Regions from separate parts of the Mus musculus genome. Here region 1 is linked to region 2. Evidence: chromatin loops called from intact Hi-C (ENCODE). Cell type or tissue: heart. All regions are shown on one strand. Links, peaks and the distances in the headings refer to the core of each region. The heading gives the core; the rest is flanking DNA.

Evidence for each region. Peaks named below come from ENCODE experiments on the same cell type or tissue, not always from the same donor. Only the 100,000 strongest peaks of a DNase experiment are listed, where the experiment ranks them.
Region 1: a loop joins it to region 2, with 4 times the contacts of the local background. A loop is called at or near these places in 12 of 42 quality-filtered maps.

Annotation. Positions count from the first base shown.
Region 1 is chr2:136,990,975-137,001,141 of GRCm38, reverse strand. It overlaps Slx4ip (SLX4 interacting protein), which reads right to left. Exons shown (of 8, transcript NM_028834.3): 3 at 869-958. Among named protein-coding and RNA genes, the nearest start is that of Slx4ip, 100 kb to the right of the region's middle. In heart, for the core only: a CTCF peak has its summit at 3,841; no DNase peak of the experiment used is centred there; H3K27ac peaks cover 1,029 bases.
Region 2 is chr2:137,936,910-137,947,076 of GRCm38, reverse strand. No RefSeq gene overlaps it. Among named protein-coding and RNA genes, the nearest start is that of Gm14062, 65 kb to the right of the region's middle. In heart, for the core only: a CTCF peak has its summit at 4,115 (motif pointing right); no DNase peak of the experiment used is centred there; H3K27ac peaks cover 1,443 bases.

The DNA.
Region 1 (10,167 bases), core at 836-8,835, 950 kb after region 2:
TAATTACGAACAATAAGAGATACTTTTTTACTTAGACAAACTGTTCATGTGGCATTAGCCACTCACCTAGTGTTTTAGGCAGACCCTCAACTTAAGCCAACAGAGGCTTACAGAATGCCTTAAAGAACTGTAGTACATTTTGGGAGTAAACAGTAAACTAATTCTATTTTTCTTAAATATTTCTAGGCTATGAAGCTCATCTAACGGGTTTTTCCTTCAAATTTTCCTAAAATTTCATGTGTTAACAGACCAACATATTCCAAATCTATGTTGTTCCAAGTCAACTGCACATCCATACTAACTCTCTGCTTTACTGGATAGTCAACATGAAAGGAGGAAGACTGGAATTCCTCTTCACTTGTCAAGGCTCATGACAATGAAAAGAGGCAAAGATCAAAGTGAGGATTAATACAGATGTGGCGATTAGCCTCCTGTGAACTCCACACCTGTTACAGGTGCTGCCATTCTTCTCATCTCTTCAGATCAAAATCCCTGCTCACTTGGACTAGTCTGACTTCCTCTTCTTCCCTTTTTATTATTGAGAATAATTTTCCTCCAAGTGGAGGGAATTCGAATTTTGGGTTTAAATAATAGAGCCTGGGATGAGGACATAGAGAGTGTAAGGTGCACATGTGCACACACACAGTCAGCACATGAAACATGGCTCTGTCAGAAGAGCATGAGTGGGCACACATGCATGCTTCTCTCCAGACATACTCCTGCCTTTCAGTGAACGCCTAACAATCACCCTTTAAAAAAAAAAAAAAAACACTAAGGAAATAGAAAGCTCAGAATAGCTGACTAGCTGACATTTCTTCTATCTGGTATTACAAAAAACATTATTTAAAGATAAAAGTGTTTCTTATACCTCTTTCTTCTGTTCAGAAAACCAACTGGAGTCTCTGTTTGAACCTTGTGGCAATACATGAAGATCCACCAGGACTGCGAAGTTCCCACACTGAAAGAGAAGAGGTGAATATTTATCAATGGTAGAATGTGTCTATGCAGGTCATGCCCAACAGAGAACTCCAGAGGATGTCACAAACTGTACATACACAAGAAGGACAACAAACCCACCCTTGGGGCGGAATCTCAGCATGGCTCCTAGTGTTCACAAGTCCATAATTATAGTGGAGATGTTAAGAAGAAATGCAGGCTTAATTAGGATGGAAATGACAAAATAACTATTTCTAGACCACACCTTGAAAGAGGATGACCAGACAGCTCCATGGTAGCTGGAAGTCTGCCAAACATCGAGAGAAGTAGAAGAGGACAGTACCAGGTAGCCTCCAGAAAAGAACAATTCTGTGAAGAGCCTTTCTCCTCCATGGTAAAGAATCTATATAAGTTATTGCCTTTTTTTAAAATATAAGAACTAGCTGCACGAAAGAGCATGGGATAGGAATAAATACTCAGGAAAACAAGAAAGAACCAGAGAGATAAGGGGGTCCAAGTTGGATGCCAGTTACTGAAACTGAGGAAAGTCTCCCTTAAATATGCTATGAATTTTCAAAGCCTCCTTTCTTACTTTAAGAGAAAAGATGAAAATACTGTATGTCTATAATACAATAGAATAGCCAACTAGGTCCTCAAAATATGGCTATCATGACTTAAAGTTGGCATTTTAATTTCATTTTATGTCAATTTGTTAAGCCCATGTAGCTAATGTCTCCGTACTGGTCAGCAGCCACATGGGTCTCATGAAAAGCTGTAACTAGGCTGGAGACATGACTGAGAGGGTCAAGGGCCCTCTGTGGAAGTGTGAGTCCCCACGCTCATTAGTACCTCAGGTCTCAGTGCTGATTCCAGAGGCTTACTGAGCAGTCAGTCAAACAGAAATGGCAAGCTCCAGGTTCAAGAATGGTTCACCTGATGCTGAACCTCTGGCCTCATGCAGGAATTCATTCAGGGGACCATGCAGGGAAGCTCACAGGAGTGCATGCAGAGGAGTGCGTGCATGCATACACACACACACACACACACACACAGCACACAGAGGCTGTAGCTTTATAAATGTTCACACATCAGAAGTCACTTCTGAGATTCCCAAGATAACAGTAAACAATACATTAGAAAGAAAAAAACAGGCAACCAAGATCATAGGTTGAGGATGATGTCAAAGAGCCCCTGACAATTCATTCTACAGACCTGTAGCAAAGTCACTTTTATACATCTCTAACTAAGGAAGCCTTTAAACTTTCCTTTATAAACTTTTGTGAAAACATGGCCAAAGTAGATTCAAAAAATGGTGCTAGAACATCAGCCACAAACACAGGAAAAAAAAGAAAAAAGAAACTTAACTGGTATCTACCTTATTAACAATTATAACATTTAGTTTGAGATAAATTATAGACTTAAGCATAATAACCAAAACATTATTACTCTTATCACTGGGGCAGGAAAAGATTTTATACATATGATCCCGGAAATTTAAAACATTGAAGAAAAAATTGTCGATTAAAGTGGACATAAACAATCAAAGAAATTTCTGCTCATCAGCGGTACTATCAGTGAAATGATAAGTTTGCCACAGACTGGATAAAAGACATTTATAAATACACATGTCTGACATGCAGGACTGACATCCAAATATGTAAACAACTTCCACAGAGTCACAGAATTTTTTAATCTAAGCTGAAATATGTACCACAAATATGAAAAATGGGTGACTGCACTTGAAAAAGTATTGAATTTGACTGATGCCAGGGAAACTCATTTCCTAATTAACTGCCACAGCCACAGCCACAGAATGGATTCAAAGTACAAAGACTGACACCATACCAAATGGCAGGAAAGAATGGAGCAGCCCAAACTCATACACTGTTGCAAATGCAACTGGGTTCATCCACTTTGGCAAAAGGTTTGCCAGCTTTCTATAGCAAGCCATGTACTTACTGACTAGGCCAAGGAGGCCATCTTATAAGCTTATCTGAGCTCTGTTCCCACTAGACCAAACTGAAGACAGACTCAAGGACCATCAACAGGAGAATAAACTAGTATTCTACTCACACAATGGAATCGCATTAATCAAAATGTTGACACAACCCACAGACTCATCTCAAAACCAGGATGAGTTAATGAGGCCAGTTTGATGAACACCTACTGTATGGCTCTGACAGTTCACAACAGCAAGAGCCATGTGTGGTGAAAGTGGCAGGGCAGTGTCTGCATGGCATAAGAAGAAGACAAATGACAGGAAGATGCAGTGTTCTAAAAAGGGACCTTGGTTGTACATATAAAAGTGGCTCTTCTTACCTTGTATGAATTACTGATCACTAATAAATAATTTTAAAATGTAAGTATAATATCTGAAACTGTGTGCAAATTATATAACCTCTTATAAGGATAGTGTATTGTGGCTGTCTGATTGCAATTTAGTTTGATGCATCAAAATTATTATTATTATTATTATTATTATTATCATTATTATTTTGGGTTTTTCAAGAAAGGGTTTTTATGTGTAGCCTTGGCTGTTCTAGAACTAACTCTGTAGACCAGGCTGACCTCAAACTCAAAGATACTCGTTCCCCTGTCTCTTCCTACCAAGAGCTGAGATTAAAGGTGTGTGATTCTATTGCCCAACCAGAATTGTTTTTTAATTAAAGAAATCCAAGAGAATATTAGAAAGCCATAAAAAGTATCAGTATGTCAGATACTAAGATTGAGAACTGTTTGGTGCAATGTAAATCTCTGTATGAATTATGATGAAAGGCTGATGTTTTGTGGGCTGTAGCAAAACAATGTTTGAAAACCACATTCAAGTGTATGGATGGCTACACTCAGATTATGTTCTCAATTGTTGATTATAGATCTAACCTTTAAGGATGCTGCTGCCACCAGGTGGAGGTCATATGCCACAACTACAAGATCTTAGCTGGTGGATATTAACATTTTGTGTGCCCTGAGTCTTTCTTTAGCCAACTGAGAATCTTATAAAATGTACCAAGAATGCATTTTAAATACATAAAATGAATATAGGAGATACAAAAGAAAACTGATTCCACTGAAGTATATTTATCAAAATCTTAAAAAGCAACTCCAGTTGGTGATACTGTAATAATGCATGCATGGTTTGCAGGGGCTGACTCATATCTGATGGGCCCAGTAACAACAGCTAACTGAAGAAAGGGAAGAGTGCTGTGATATTTTCAGATATGTTTTCTTGTGCATGGTGTTCTTCAATAGGATGTTAAGCGGCTTCTGTTCTATACTGTATTGGAATGAAGAAACCTGAGAACCAGAACCTGAGGCCTCTGTCTTCCTCAACTCATCCATCATTATTGTTTGTGCTGGAATTACAGTAACAACTGGGCTCATCTTCCCCAGAAGGAGATCTGGGATGAGCAGATTTCTGGGTTGAATATGAGTGATGACAAGGGAAGAGTGGAGCTGAGCGAGAAGCCATAGCAGAGAACCTAAAGCCTAGAAGAGAGGCCTAGGAGGCACTTTAGGATATGGGTTCTGGTATCTACATATCTTTAATATTAGCCTTAATATTAAATTAATACTATTCTTTAAAATCACTTTGCAACAACCATAACAGACAAAGAGCTGTGATTTCTAATGGCCATAAGCACTGCTACTACCACTGTATTTTAGATCCTCCAGTCATAATAAAAAGTGGCCTACCTTCCTTTATGAGAACTTGGTCAAAATCAAGCTCTAACTTTCCCGTCTAAGTCCAACGAAACACAAGGTTCAATCTGGCGTTTTTTCACACCCTGATTGATTATACATTAATTAGATTTTTTCTTTCTTTGAATAAATAAGGTATCAAATCTTACACTGGCAATGTAGGAGAGGACTTTGCTAGATTTCTGGAAGATTCTATGCTTGGCAGGCAGTGGTTCTCTCTGGGCAACCACCAGGCCTTGTTTCTCTCTAGCAGGAGCTTGGATAATCTGCACTAATCAGAACCATTGTGTCTCCTAAAGTTCTCTGCTCTCAAAGCTCTGCTTCTTTCTCCCCTGAGTAAACAGAGGGGAACAAACTAGGCCTCTGAGCACAGAGGAGGCACAGCTTCCCTTCCTCCTTAGCCTTAATTAGGAGCTTCTTTCTACTCTCAGAAGAAACACTCTGCAGCTCTCTTCAGATCAGGAAACCTGGGGAGCATCACTTCTTCCACAGGCCAGAGTGGGTCACTCAGGAAGGGATTCCAAGGGCTTTGAGAAATAGCTTCACATTGTTAGGGAGGAATGCTAGTGTGCAGGGGATTCCACTGGCCTGCCCTCAGGGACCTACCAATTACTTTAAGTCATGAATTGCTACCACTGCCAGGTGAACATCAAGTGTGTGCTGCACACAAAAGGACCCACCCTCCATTCAGCAGCTCTCTTTCAGTCTGTTCCTAGCATCCTCTCTATCTGTTCTCTGCAGATGTACCGCCCCCTCCCCGACCCCTGCTCTCATGGCCCTGCTGTCTATGGACATGTTCACCTGCCTGCCTCTACCACCTTTCCAGGCCCTAACTCCTCTACCCTCCCCAGTAAACAAACCCCCTTTACACCATATCTGTTGCATGACGTAATTTCTCAGGGTATACCTTGGCTGGGGCCTACAAAGATGATATGTCTTGCCACATTATATTTTATAACATTAGTACTGTAACTCAGAGGAATGTTAGCCTACAGGTAAATTCCCCGGCCTGCCCCAGGGACCTAGCAATTACGTACCTCATCACCTGCTGCCACCAGGTGCACCAGGTGTGTGAAGCCAGCAAAAGAACCCACCCACCACCCCAGCTCTTCCTGCATGTCCTCTGAGTCCCCGCTTGGTCCTTCTCTGCTCTCTCTCTCTCTCTCTCTGCCATCACGGATCTGCTATCTGTCTGCTGTCTACATGTGCACTTGTCTGCCTCTACCCCTTTCCCAGGCCCTCACTCCTCTCCCCTCCCCCAGGTCTGGAGCATAGCTTAAATTCTCAGTCCTGCCACAGATAGCCCCTCGCTTCATTATGTTTCATAACATAGCCCATGCATTTGGTTGTATATACACAGGCCAACTTATTCTTTTCCTTTCACCCCTCCATCTAGAAATGGCAATCCAAAGCCCTGGGAGATACCTCAACAATGCCTTTTCCCTAACCTTCTGGAATAGGTTGCTTCATCTTGTAAGTTGTGTTTTTTAATGTGTTCTTAGACATCCATCCACTCCTTTTCTGCTGCTTTGCCCACCCCCACTTAGGTTGTCAGACCCTTTCCTAGTAGTGTCTCACATGAACCTGTAATGCCACCAACAGAGTATGCCTACTCTAGCCAATCTGAGCCTTTCACCAGACCTCACTACTCTGTTTCCTGCTGAGTAACCATCCTCCAAGCACAGTGGGCCCTGAGTTCTTCTGAAACGTTTATCTTCCTCCTCTGGATCACACACATTCTTAACGTGCTTACAGACTTCTGCATTAAATGGTCTGTGGAGGAGACTTCCCTGCTAGAACGTGAGCTCCAGCAGAAATGTGTCCAGACCAGGGTCGACTCTAATCCCCTGTGATTAGCACTCTAGCAGCCCATAAACATGCTTCATATTTAGTGGCAGAAAGAAAGAAAATATGACAGAACAAACTGTCCTACGTTTTAGGCACATCAGCAAGGTAATGACTCAAAAGCCTTTCTAGAAACAAGGCCATGGCTATTCATCCCAGTGAATGAACTAATACCTTCCTCTCTCCTTACTGTATAGCGATAACAGCTGTCATCAGCAGTGGTGAAGGGTTTTTTTTTTTTTTCCAAGATTTAAAATGCAAGGATCCTGGGACTACCTGACCCTAAGTCAATGGCAGATGCACATGTTGGTTAGTTCACCTTCAGAAGGTTAGCTCTACGTTGTGCTCTCTTGGAGTCTTCAAAGAGACCTTGTATGCTGACTTTACAAAAATATAACATAAAAGTGAAAATGTTTGCATGAATCATTGTGAAAATCAACACAAAGCACAGATATAGAAGGGTTTCCATATTGGCTGAGTCCCACACCAACAGAGGGGCACAGAAACAGGGTACTGCAGCACGTACCATAACCTCATGGTACTCATCTACCACAGTGTTCATCCAAAGATCAGAGGCAGCAGAGAAAAGGCCCTTGGTGAGTCCTAGGAAACAGCAAGCCGTGGAGCAAAACCAACCACAGCACTCAGAGAAAGTGGCCCCAAATAGTTCTATATGCTTAAGTCTCATAATGCAGACCTATGGGTCAATGTCAGCACAGGATAAGATAGATCGGGGCAGGAAGCCTCGGGTTACAGAGGAACCCAGAAAGGCAGAGGGAGCAAGGGGCAGGCAAGCTGGAAAGCTCTCTAAGGCAGAAGAGAGGTTCATGGCAGGCAGTGGAAACCAGGGTCAGGCAGATGTATTCAAATCCAACTGCACAAAGAAGACACAAGGGAAGGGCATCCTGAGGGAAAGGGGTCCATTAGGCATCAGTTTTCCTGGATGTGAAACAGGAAGACTCCTTCAAAGAGACTTCCACTCTAGATCCCACCTTCATGCATATCTATATATTTGGTTCTACTTGTATACATAATGCTCACCCTTCTGTAAATAAATGTCACCACAAAGACACATAAAATATAGCAGCTTGTCCTGTCTATCATTCCACCGTGGCCCATACAAACACATTACAAAAATCTACAGGATGTAAAACACCCACTACATGGCTAAAAATCACCCAATAAACTACAGGCAATGGAGCTAGAACTGGCCAAGGGAGAGATCCAGGCAAATACTCTTCTCTGTGGCACTTCAGGACATCCCCAGGCAGGACTAACCACAGGCAGCAAGCATGTGACTGTAGCCACAGCTGTCTCACTCAAGGGCCTGCCTGCATTAAGTCCTGCCTTCGGCCTTCCGCCTTCCGGGTTCCCTTGGAGTTGTCAACTCCCAGTACTGTGTATGACACATAGGTGGCAAAGAAAGGTGTTTGCTAAATGAGTAAAAGCATCACTAGGAAAGCTGACTAACCTGCTTGCTGCTTTAGGAGGGACCACCTCCCCTTCTCTTACAGCCTTTCCACAGAATAAGGCTACAGAATCAGGTTCACAGCTTACAAGTAAAGCTACATCACATACAGAAATAGGCAATACACATTTAGTTGAAGCCAACGGGCTATTTTCTCATCTTCAAATCAGTTGGTAGAACAAGATCCAAGGACAAGACTAGGCTCCATGAACCAGATCCATCAGAGGAGAGTTACTGGGGAAAGTCAGGGATGATTTACTCTCGGAGTTCAAGTTTTTCTAGTTAGAACAGACAGAGAGAGACAGGCGTGGCCTATATGAGTCCAAAAGGGGCTGGGACAGGAGAGCTACTTTTTCCCTTTTGTCCGTTGTAGGATTCTAACTACAGGTCGGGGTGAAGGAGTTTACAGTAGATTCCTCACTAAGATTTATCTCTAGTCTAGAGATAAAGAGAAAATGATAAAGAAATGGGAGGGAAAAGCTGAGGGAAAGAACAAGTGGGCTTGATGGCGGCTTCTATAAGGATAAACGAGTAAGAGGCTGCTTGGTGTCTTCTAGCAAACTTTCTGGTTTATTTAGAGAAGAGAAAGCCTTTTGTCTTTTGGCTAGAATAAATGACAGGGCAGCTCACAGACAAGGCTTGGGAAGAGATGCACCATGATGTTGGAAATAAAGCAGTGGCCACTGAAACTAGTGTTAGTAAAGGGACACTTTAATACACACCACTAGGACCTCAGTATAAAACTAGAAACTCTATCTGTCACTGTAGACAGAGCCAAGTTAGGAACAGGCTTCCACACGCTCCTTCATTGTTTTAGGTGTGTTCCCTAGCCATTTTCAAATGTGATCTGCAGTCCTTTCCCCTCAGTTGCCTGACCTATGGCAGGTCCAATGCACATGTAGCAATGAGAAACACGATGGCTCCATATGTCAGCCCCACTCCCTTTACGCCCCTCCAAAGGTGGTATCTCTTGCAAATTCCAGGACATTCTAATTAGACTCTAAATTATCAATTAAAAACCTTTTGCACATATGTAGTGCCAAGTATTTACCTATCTCTACCAAAATCTAATAAATGCTTAGAATTCTTTTGTGGCTTTACTCTGACAACACGGTGCTTCTGGGAAGAGCAGGCAGACGGCTTGTAATCATGCCAAATGGCAAAGTAAAAAATATAAATGCTGCTCTTACATATTTCTGCTACAGAGAACATGAAAGAAAAGATAATTCACAATAAAGTATTGTAGACTCATCAGTCTCCAAAGGAGCAGAACAGAGCAGGTACCATCCAGAGTTAGCAACATAAAGGCTGGTCTACAACATGATCAGGACCAATGATGACTTATGCTCCCTGAAATGGTGTTTAGAAAACAGTACCTGTAAATTTCTATCATAAAATCTCTGTGTCTCTCTCTGTCTTTCTCCCCCACCCACCTCTCTTTCTAAAAATGTGTATGTCAGTGTGTGTGTGTGTATATATATATATATACACACACACACACATACACATATACATATTTATATATATATATTGTCTGTGTGTATCTCTGTATATGAGTGTGGGAGGGTATGTGTGTGTGTATGTATATATGTATGTATGGGTGGACTGATGGATGGATGAATTTGTATATTGTGAGTGTATGTGTATATGCATGTGTGTGTGTATGTACATATGTATTAGAAAACAATCTCTTATGTTCCTGACAATACACTAAAAATCAGGTTAACTTGAGCTGAAGGAATTTATAAAATATTATTATGAGTCAAAGAAAAACCCTCTAAATATTCCCCTGGTGACCAATACCTAGACTGAGAGGTAGTTGTAACTGAAGGTAGCCTCAGAGGGAGATTTGTGAACGGTAAGAATGAAGGTGAAAGGGTGGTGGCATAACTTTCCTACCTCCTTGGGTGGGACCAAGTAATCTTTAACCAGGAATTTGGGGATTTTCAGTGACTTAGAGGAATTCCATTTCTTGGGCTAAATACAAAATTATCTAAAGAATACTCCCACAACAATGTCCTTTTCTTCTACTTTAACAAAGAATTTGCCAAATTGTATCTTGCACTTAACCCAATCAAGTTGTCATTCAATTATTTTCTGTGGTAGTAACTCTGTACAAATATTACTTTCTCTGTGTGTGTGTGTGTGCACACGCCAGGCTACACACAACCTGTACAGAGGGGAAAAAAAGAATCTAATTGTGTGGCTACAAACTGAGA
Region 2 (10,167 bases), core at 916-8,915:
TTTAACAGACCACTCATTGGCCTGGCCGACGCTTTCCCACAGCTAGGCTGTGTTCAGAAGTTTGTCCTACCCAACCTTTCTCTCTTCCCCTTCTTTAATGGGGATCTGAACCTCTACTCTAGATTAAGGCTTTCCTCTCGATCTTTCTCCTCTTCACCCTTTAGGTAGTTTTCCACAACAACATTTTCATGCGTTGTTTGTTTGTTTGTTTGTTTGCTTTGTTTTGTTTTTTCCTGTATGGGGCTGCTTCCGGGAAGACCCATTATGGTTTGTGTATAAAGTAAAGGGATTAACCTCTGAGGTAAGGCAGAGGTGACACTTACTCTACTTTCTGAACAAACAGGCAGTCTACTCACTCAGAGAGCCTATGCAGCATCAGAGCACCCTTGTTATGTCTCAGTGGTGAGATGCACAGGCCCATTTTCTGAGAGTCATGGTGGAGGCAACTTCTCTACATTTTGATAAATTCTCTACTGAAGAAAGCACTGGCAGCACACACATCAGTAACTACATGAGCCTATGGTTCCACTGACACACAGCTTGGTGGGAGAGATTGAAGGGAGGCCCAGTGCTCTGTGTATTTGTTTGCAGACAGGTTTTGTGTAATAGAACTAACAGAGAAAAGTAGCCTTCCACAGCCCGTCAAACAGAGGTTCTCAACCTCTGGATCTCCACCCCTTTGGGGTTTGTGAATTAGATATCCTGCATGTTAGATATTTACATTATAACTTGGAACAGTAGCAAAATCACAGTTATGAATTGGTAAGAAAAAATAACTTTATGGTTGGGGTCACCAAAACATAAGGAACTGTATTAAACGGTCTAAGAAAGGTTGAGTACCACAGCCATCGAGGCAGATCTGACTTTTCAACTCCCAGAAATAAGCAGGTCTCTTGATTATTACTTCATTTGGGAGTTGTTGCATTAAGATCTCACTTCTCTCAGGCATCACAGAAGAGTGTGGGAGCCCAGCATACACATATCTGAACATAGCGACACTTTGGGGCCCAACCCCAAGGCTAATATTTGCTCCAGAGCTCCACCCTGAGAGGACGATGCTTCCTTAGATCATCGCCATCCACAGGTATCACTCTTTAATCAACATCCTGCACTCCAGAGTCTGCTTTGAAATTTGAGCACAGATGTCCCCACCTACAATAGTAACTAAATAAATGTGGAGGATAGGAAATCCAAAGGAAAATTAAAGACTACAGTTTGCAGAATGTGGGCTCATAGAAATAAATACAGACATGGTGGCTTCAATTTTGTTTGTTTATTTGTTTTATTTTTGTGACAGGCTGGCCTGGAACTCATTTTGTGGCTCAGGCTGACCCTGTGCCCATGGCAATCCTGCTATGTCAGCCTCCTGGGTGCTAGCATTATAATAGTCACGAGTTCCCAGGACTGACTGACATAGTAGTGGTTTCTTAGAATACATTTTATATTCCTGGAAAGTGGCACTGAGTTGTTACTGTATAAAATAAATCAGAATAGAAATTGTATTGATTCATTGGGCTCATAATGCAGACACATGTGAGAATTTGCCCTAAGACAAGCTGTTGGAGGACACTGTCTACCAGGCATGGCATGGCCTTCACCCCCTTGAACCCAACAGCTGTAATTGCCTGAGGATACGCATACAAACCTAGGCTCACTGACAGCCCATCATGAAGTGTGGCAGGACTCATGATGTCCGCCTGCACCTTCCCCAAAGATAAGACAATTAGCTATTGCTGACAACTGGATACCTTTTGTTGGTGATATAGCTGCCCATAAGCTGGCCACGATCCTGAACATAACCCAGTTAAGAAAATCGGTTTGCTAAGCCCACCTGGGTGGAATCATTGCTTTGTTTCTATCTGCAGTTCTGAGTGGGGTAAGAAAACATTTGCTAAGATCTTTGCAAAACAGGTTCTCACACCTCCTGCACATATCTTTATGCACGGCGGGATATCATGTGCTCACAGAGTCCTCACTGCTTCATTCTTTTTTTTTTTTAAAGCAACTCTTTGATTTTTTTTAATTAGGTATTTTCTTCATTTACATTTCCAATGCTATCCCAAAAGTCCCCCATTCCCTCCCCCACCACTCCCCTACCCACCCACTCCCACTTCTTGGCCCTGGCGTTCCCCTGTACTGAGGCATATAAAGTTTGCAAGACCAATGGGCTTCGCTTTCCACTGATGGCTGACTAGGCCATCTTCTGATACATATGCAGAGGGGGGTGGGTGGTGGGAGAGTGGGGAGGGTACTGGTTAGTCCATATTGTTGTTCCACCTATAGGGTTGTAGATCCCTTTAGCTCCTTGGGTACTTTCTTTAGCTCCTCCATTGGGAGCCCTATGATCCATCCAATAGCTGACTGTGAGCATCCACTTCTGTGTTTGCTAGGCCCCGGTATAGCCTCACAAGAGACAGCTATATCAGGTTCACTGCTTCATTCTTATGTAAAAAGAATTAAAGAAAAACACTGGTCTTCCTTCTTCTTGATTTTCTTGTGTTTTGCAAATTGTATCTTGGGTACTGTAGGTTTCTGGGCTAATATCCACTTATCAGTGAGTGTATATCAAGTGACTGCTTTCATGATTGGGTTACCTCATTCAGGATGATATCCTCCAGATACATCCATTTGCCTAAGAACTTCATACCCATGGAAGGAGTTACAGAGACAAATTTGGAGCTAAGACAAAAGGATGGACCACCCAGAGACTGCCCCACCCAGGGGTACATCCCATAATCAGTCACCAAATGCAGACACTATTGCATACCCCAGCAAGGTTTCACTGAAAGGACCCTGATATAGCTGTCTCTTGTGAGGCTATGCCAGTGCCTGGCAAATACAGAAGTGGATGCTCACAGTCAGCTATTGGATGGAACACAGGGCCCCCAATAGAGGAGCTAGAGAAAGTATCCAAGGAGTTGAAAGGGTCTCAAACCCTATAGGTGGAACAACATTATGAACTAACCAGTACCCCAGAGCTCGTGTCTCTAGCTGCATATGTATCAGAAGATGGCCTAGTCGGCCATCAATGGGAAGAGAGGCCCCTCGGTCTTGCAAACTATATATGCCCCAGTACAGGGGAACACCAGGGCCAAGAAGTGGAGGTGGGTGGGTAGGGGAGCAGGGTGTGTGGGGGGAGAGGGTATAGGGGACTTTTGGGATAGCATTTGAAATGTAAATGAAGAAAATACCTAATTAAAAAAAATTTAAAAAGATGGCTTGTCTCTCCCCCAAACCCATTCTTTCAGAGGATAGAAACATTAGATAAAAGAGGGACAAAAATAAATAAGCTGCCAAATAAAATTTTAAAGGACAGGTGGATTCTAGGTAGTCTTTGGGATCAGGAAACGCATGCTCTGACTAACATGATGTTCTTCTCGAGCACATAGGGCTAAGCCACTGTAGACTGAACATCATAAATACATGAGACAAAATGAACTTTTTCCTTTTTAAGTTTTTGCTGTTAGCTATTGTCGTCTCAGTGACAAGAAACACAATTGGCAGAGGGACACCTAATGGCTTCCTGATGCACCAGTGTGACAGACTACGTGCACAACAGTGCAGAAACATCCTTGGAAATGGGTAAGGTGAGGATCCTGGAAATGGGTTGTAGTTCTGGCTCTGCTCTGGCTCTGTCCCTTGACAATGCTGACATTTAACAACTCTGCGTTTGTGATTTCCCATGGATTAAACCTAAAGTTATATTTGAGGAAGCCTTAAGACACACCCCCTGGAAGAAGATGTGTTGATTAAGATTCCCTGTATTCTTTATAAACCGTCAGGTAGTCCTGAAAACGCACAAAAGCATGCGGTAGTTATAGGTAGGAGCATCTATAGGTTGTGATCCTTTTTTGGTCTTATGGCAGAGAGACAGCTGTTTCTCATGGCTGACTTATGTATCCTGCTCTTTAACAGAAACCATCTTTAATGGATGTAGGTATCAGTCCCAGCCTGGCTTCAACTTATCCACGATGATGAATCAATACGAAAAACTCTTGGAAGCTCAGCTAAGCATAGATGCCTTACAAATGTTGAGAATCTGCATATGCAGCTTTTGCACACATGCTCACAGTAAAACCAGTGCGTTGCTTTCTTCTGAAACCGAACTCCAGAATTTAGCCAGCAGAGGGCGACAGTTGATAATATTTGAACGATGAGCTGGTTTCCCGTCCTTTCAGGAGACAACACTGGCTTGAAGTGCTTCTTCTTTGTTTATGCTTTTCTGTCAAATATGGTCAACATTACACCTCAAAGAAGAGTTGGAAACATCATAATTTAACTTTAAGAACAAAAAAATGAAGTCAATGAAACTCTGCTTGGTCATATTTACAAGACTTACAAGTTTTTGGGTTTGTTTGTTTGTATTGTTTTGTTTGCTTTTTAGTGTTCGTGTTAGAACTAGAGAAGGGGAAAAGTTCAAATACTTTGGACAATTGCCCAAATGTAGGTAGCTTGATTCAAATGGGACTCTCGTGGCATGCTCAGAGACACTGCCTCCAAGGTGTCTCTTTGTAATTGACTCTTAGCTGTAATAATTTGCCAAAATTGTGGACTCAGCCTTAGAAGAAACATTTAGGTCATCTTTAACATAAATGATCTAAATAGTGTTATTTCCACAGATGCATAAAATAGCATGGACCCAGGCTGAGAAGTTCTTTGGGTTATCAAGCCACACCTTCAACTGTGTGCTGCTGCTGAGTACAAGGTCACTCCGTTGGAACTCAGTAAGAAAAATCATTAGAATGTTTAATTGCTCTCAGGACGCAAAGCTTCTGTGTGCATGTGGATTACAGTGCTGGGTTCACATGACTACTTGTGGGGTGAAAAGAAAGGCTACAACCAACACACAAAGTGTAATAATACCTGCCAGAATTGGGGAAGTCAGCACATCAACAATACATCAACAACAGAAAAACCCTGTCCACAGACTAAGCAATTCTTCCATTTTAAGATGATGTTAAACGGGAAGATTTCAGCTGTCTTCTGGCCATTTTTAAAGTATTCTAGTAATCTGGATTGTTACTCTCTATTGCAGTTTTGACTTTTAACTATTACACAGTTGCCAAGGACAGAGACAAGAATCAGGAGCACCGCACCCCCATAACCGTGTGTGTGTGTGTGTGTGTGTGTGTGTGTGTGAGAGAGAGAGAGAGAGAGAGAGAGAGAGAGAGAGAGAGAGAGAGAGAAAGAGATTCTAGACCACAGACTCTTGTATCATGTTGGCCCCACAATGGCTTTATATAAATGAGCCATTCTTGTGTCCCAGTTATCCTCCCAATTATCTCTCTTGATGCCTACTTTCCATTAACATTTAAACACAAAACAACACTGGCAAAATATGTTAGAAACAATATTTAAGTATAGGCTTCAATGGTGAGTATTTGTAGTTTTATTTCAATTCTTAGAATCAAGTCCTGAACACTCTGAACTCTGACAATGCAACACATGGTTAGTACCTTTTAATTTGTGGCAATGTAAAAATTATAGACACTTTGTATATAAAGGGAAGAGAAAACATGAGGCACATCTTTGGAAAAGAAATTTTTATCGATACCGTTCCTTTAAACTTACCTTCTGGTCTGATTTTAAAAGTGAGGCCCAACACTGTCATCACTTAGATTCATTTGATCAGTTACAAAATATTTCAAAGTAATTAAAACATTACAAAATTTTAAAAACACACCAGAACACATACTAGCTACATTTATCACTGCTATGATGAAATACTTGACAAGAAGCAACTGAAGGGAGGAAGGCATTATTTAGGTTGATGGCTTTTGAAGGTACAAATTCACTGTGGCAGAGAAGGCATGGTGGGGCAGGCAGTTTATGCCAGAAGAGAAATTAGATCCCTCTCCTAAGGACCCATTTCCTCAAGCTAGATCCCATCTCATAAATGTTCTTCAACTTCCATTATTGCACGGTTAGCTGTGGCCAAATGTTCCCTGGGTTTTGCTGGTCAGTCAGCCTGCCTCAACTGGGAAGCCCTGGATTCAGTGAGAGATTGGTGAGGACATCTCACCTTTGGCTTCTGCAAACATATCCATGCATACACAAATGAGTGCGCAAGGGCACACACATACACACACACACACACACACACACACACACACACACACAAAAACATGACTTGGAGAAAATTCATTAGTAAGTCCATAGCAGAAATACTTAAGGGTTTGGTGATGTGGTCATTATTTTTCTAAATTTCTTTATGACTCCTCCCCTAAAAATTTGGATATCTCACTAAGAACTGTGTATAAATGTTTACATACAGATGTTTTTGAAGCTACTGTATTCAATTCTCATCTGAACAATGAGAGCCCTGTGGTGTCACCAAGGCCCTCTAAGTTTTAAAAAAGAAAGAATAAACTGTTTTTATAATCTATGGTGAGTTGTATAAAATTTGGATGAGGATCATAATTACAGGTTCATTATTAAGCAAGACTTCCCTGGGGTGATGGAACATATCCCCAGTGATGTGGAGAGGACAAATATAAGTACCGTATTCTTCCCATAGCCTGAGATGCTACCCACATGCAGGATACGACCGCGTGTAGTGGAGCTGAGTTACTGCCACAGCTTAAAGCTTTTGTCTCTGCAACAAAGATAGCCCAGCAGATCCATCCCACTAACCTGAGACTTCAGAATCAAGGAACAGGTAGAGAGAAGCAAGTACTAAGCCCTATTCCTTTATGTTTTGTGATCTACAATTTTATTTGTTCCAATCAGCCACTTTCCAAATTAATAAATGGAAATTTTCAGAAATAAGCAATTTTTTAATTTAGCTTTGTTCATGTAAGTAACTTTTATTGATAGTATTCTGTTATAATTGTTCTTATTAGTTATTGTTTTTAATCTTTTACTGTGTTTCATTTTAAGTTAACCTTTAATTTAGACATGCATGTACAGAATATATATGTATATGTATAAATATATGAAGTATGGGCAATCTACTCTGGGTCATGAGTCCATTCCCTGGCCCCTCTACACACATGTATACACACAGACAGATAAGTGGTGGATTATTGTGGGCTTAGGGAAAGAAAGACTAGAGGCTGTGATGAACATACTCCCTATGACACAGATATGATCAGGTCCGTAAAGCCTGAAGCTCCTGAAGAACAGGCTTAATGAGTGGCAAACTCTTTTTATTCCTGAGAAATTCCAAGAGGCTTTGCATGCTTTCCTTCTGTGCCCTTACCCTCTGAAGCACAAGAATCCCACCTGGGCCTTTGCTGTTTGCTGTAGTTTGCTCCACCCCAGCTGAAGGACAGAGTACTTGAAACCAGAGTCAGCAACCAGACCAAAAGCAAATGGATTTGGTGAGGCAATCCTGCTCCAAAAACCCTCAGTGTATCGGGTTACACCCCTACACCTTCAACCAATTGTACATAGAAAGTAGTTTCAAAAATTTCCCAGCGCATATTCTGACCATTTTGTCATAATTCACTCACCAAAGAGTGCAGTTTAACAATTACATTCACATCAATCATATTTCACATGGTATAAATAATCTAGAATGCTTCAAAGCAGACAGGCCATATGCAAATACAAGGCCATTTTGCTTGCATCAGGGACTTTAGTATCTACGTATTAAAATGTCTGCAGAGAGTCTTGACACAAGTTTCTGTTGGGTGCTGTGGGACAACTGTCATTGTGGTTGTCACGTGACCCTTATCTGCATTTTGGATGACCTCTCTGCCTCCAGGACTGGGGGTTGTCAATCAAGAGTTGCCAAAGTTCTGCCCGAAACACTCTGACTAATCTTTATTAATTCTGTCCCTTCTCTCTAAGGCCCTTCCGGCTGTCTGCATTGACAATCTGTGAGAAGACAGGGACAGCAACAGCCAGGCCACACTGAGAGCTTTCTATGCAAACCACGCAAAAGAAACCTATTTATAACTCCGTGCTAGGGACTCCCTTTTCCTGTCCAAAGCCTGTCACTCTTTGTCCGGTTTCTTGGGCTTTTGTTAGGTCCAGAGAAACTATTTGCATTTGAAGAAAGGGCAACAGGAGGCTCCCTGGCTAGTTTGTAATACAGTCATCTTGGCTATGAATTTTTAAACTCAATCTGATTTCACAATTCCAGCAGATATACATTTGGAGTTTTGTGTTAAATATTTTGGGGTTGCTGAATAGTCACCGGACAGAAAACTCTACCACACTGAAACTGTCATAGCACTCATTCAGAAGAATGAAATTCACAATTAGCATATCAAGGATCAAGTTGTAGTGCCTAGCTACTGGACATCTCCAGATGGTCTCTATAGGTTCTAGTTTCCCTTTGGTGGGCATTTCAGCTACTGACATCCCCTTTGGGTCCTGGGAACCTCTTGCTTCCTGGCATCTGGGACCTTCTGCTGGCTACCCCTGGCTCCCCATCCCTCACTGCTACATATTTCTGTTCAATTTCCTGACCTTCTTACTTCTCTCCTGACTCTTCTCATACATGACCCTCCCTTTTTCCCTCCCTCTCCCCTCTCCCTATCAGGTTCCTCTATCCCTCTATCTCCTGTGATTATTTTGTTCCCTCTTCTAAGTACAATTGAAGCATCCATACTTTGGTCTTCTACTTTCTTAAGCTTCACATGGTCTGTGAGTTGTATGGTGGGGATTCTGAGGTTTTGGGCTAATTATCCACACTTATCAGTGAGTACATACCCATGTGTGTTCTTTTGTGTCTGGGTTACCTCACACAAGATGACTTTTCTAGTTCCATCCATTGGCTTGAAAGTTTCATGAAGCCATTGTTTTTAAAAGCTGAGTAGTATTCCTTTGTGTAAATTTGCCACATTTTCTGTATCCATCATTCCATTGAGGGACATGTGGGTTATTTCCAACTTCCAGCACCCACCCATCTCAGAAAATTTTAGCCCAGAATCATTCCTACCTAATGGAAATGCAGAGACAAAAGAAAAAAAAATGGAGCAGATACTGAGGAAAGGCCATCCATAGACAGCCCCACCTATGTAAGGATCCTTCCCATCTACAAACACCAAACACAGACACTATTGCTGATGCCAACAAGTGCTTGCTGACATGATCCTGGTATAGGTGTCTCCCGAGAGGCTTTACCAGCACCTGACCAAAACAGGTGCAGATACCCACAGCCAACCAGCAGACTGAACCTGGGGACCCCAAGGGAAGAGCTAGGGGAAGGTCTGAGGAGCTGAAGGGGATTGCAAACCCATAGGAAGAATAACAATATCAACTAACCGGACCCCCCAGAGCTCCCAGGGACTAAACCACCAACCAAAGAGTACTCATGGAGGGAATCATAGCTCCAGCTGCATAGGTAGCAGAGGATGGCCTTATCTGGCATCATGGGAGGAGAAGACTTTGGTCCTGTGGAGGCTTGATGCTCCAGTTTAAGAGGATGCTAGAGTAGTGAGGCAGGAATGGGAGTGTGGTGGGGGAGCACCCTCAAAGAGGCAAAGTGAAGGACAGATAGGATGGGGCGGGTTGCAGAGGGGAAACCAGGAAGGGGAACAACATTTGAACTGTAAATGAATAACAATGCTTTTTTAAAGGCTCAAGGTGTAATGAAGCAGGTGCCTAATGTATGAACTCACTGCCTGGGAAATGGCAGGCTTTTCCTTTCTCCTTTTCCGAGAGAAGATTTGATTTACAGGATATAGGTGGATGATACCAAGGTCTTGTAATTACTAGAACTTATAGGGTTTGTTGACTAACAGAGAGAATTCCTAGGAAATATGCCAGAAAACAAATGTTTAGCTCTGTTCATTTAAATTACTTGTAATCAACTCCAAAGCCAAGAACTTAAAATCTTTACAAACAACACTAAATTAGGATCACATGTGCTGTGTCTAAAGCATTTCTGCGAATTGCTGAAATCCTTTTATCTTAGATGCATAGAAACAGTCATTCTGAAGTTATATATTATAATACTTTATATTATCTATAACATACACACATGCACACACGTGTGTCTGAGTGTGTATGTGTGTCTGTTTGAGTGTGAGTGTGTTTGTTGTTTTAAAATTATCCTCAGTGGATTTAGTCTTTATGTCTGTTTTCCTCTCCTCCTAAGGCTGCTAAGTTGTCCTTGAGTCAGCTTCAGATTTGAATTATTTCATAAACAAAAACACTTTGCAACATTTTTTGGTGGGAGTTCTTAACAGATGTGTTTTTTCCTCTTAAGGCCTT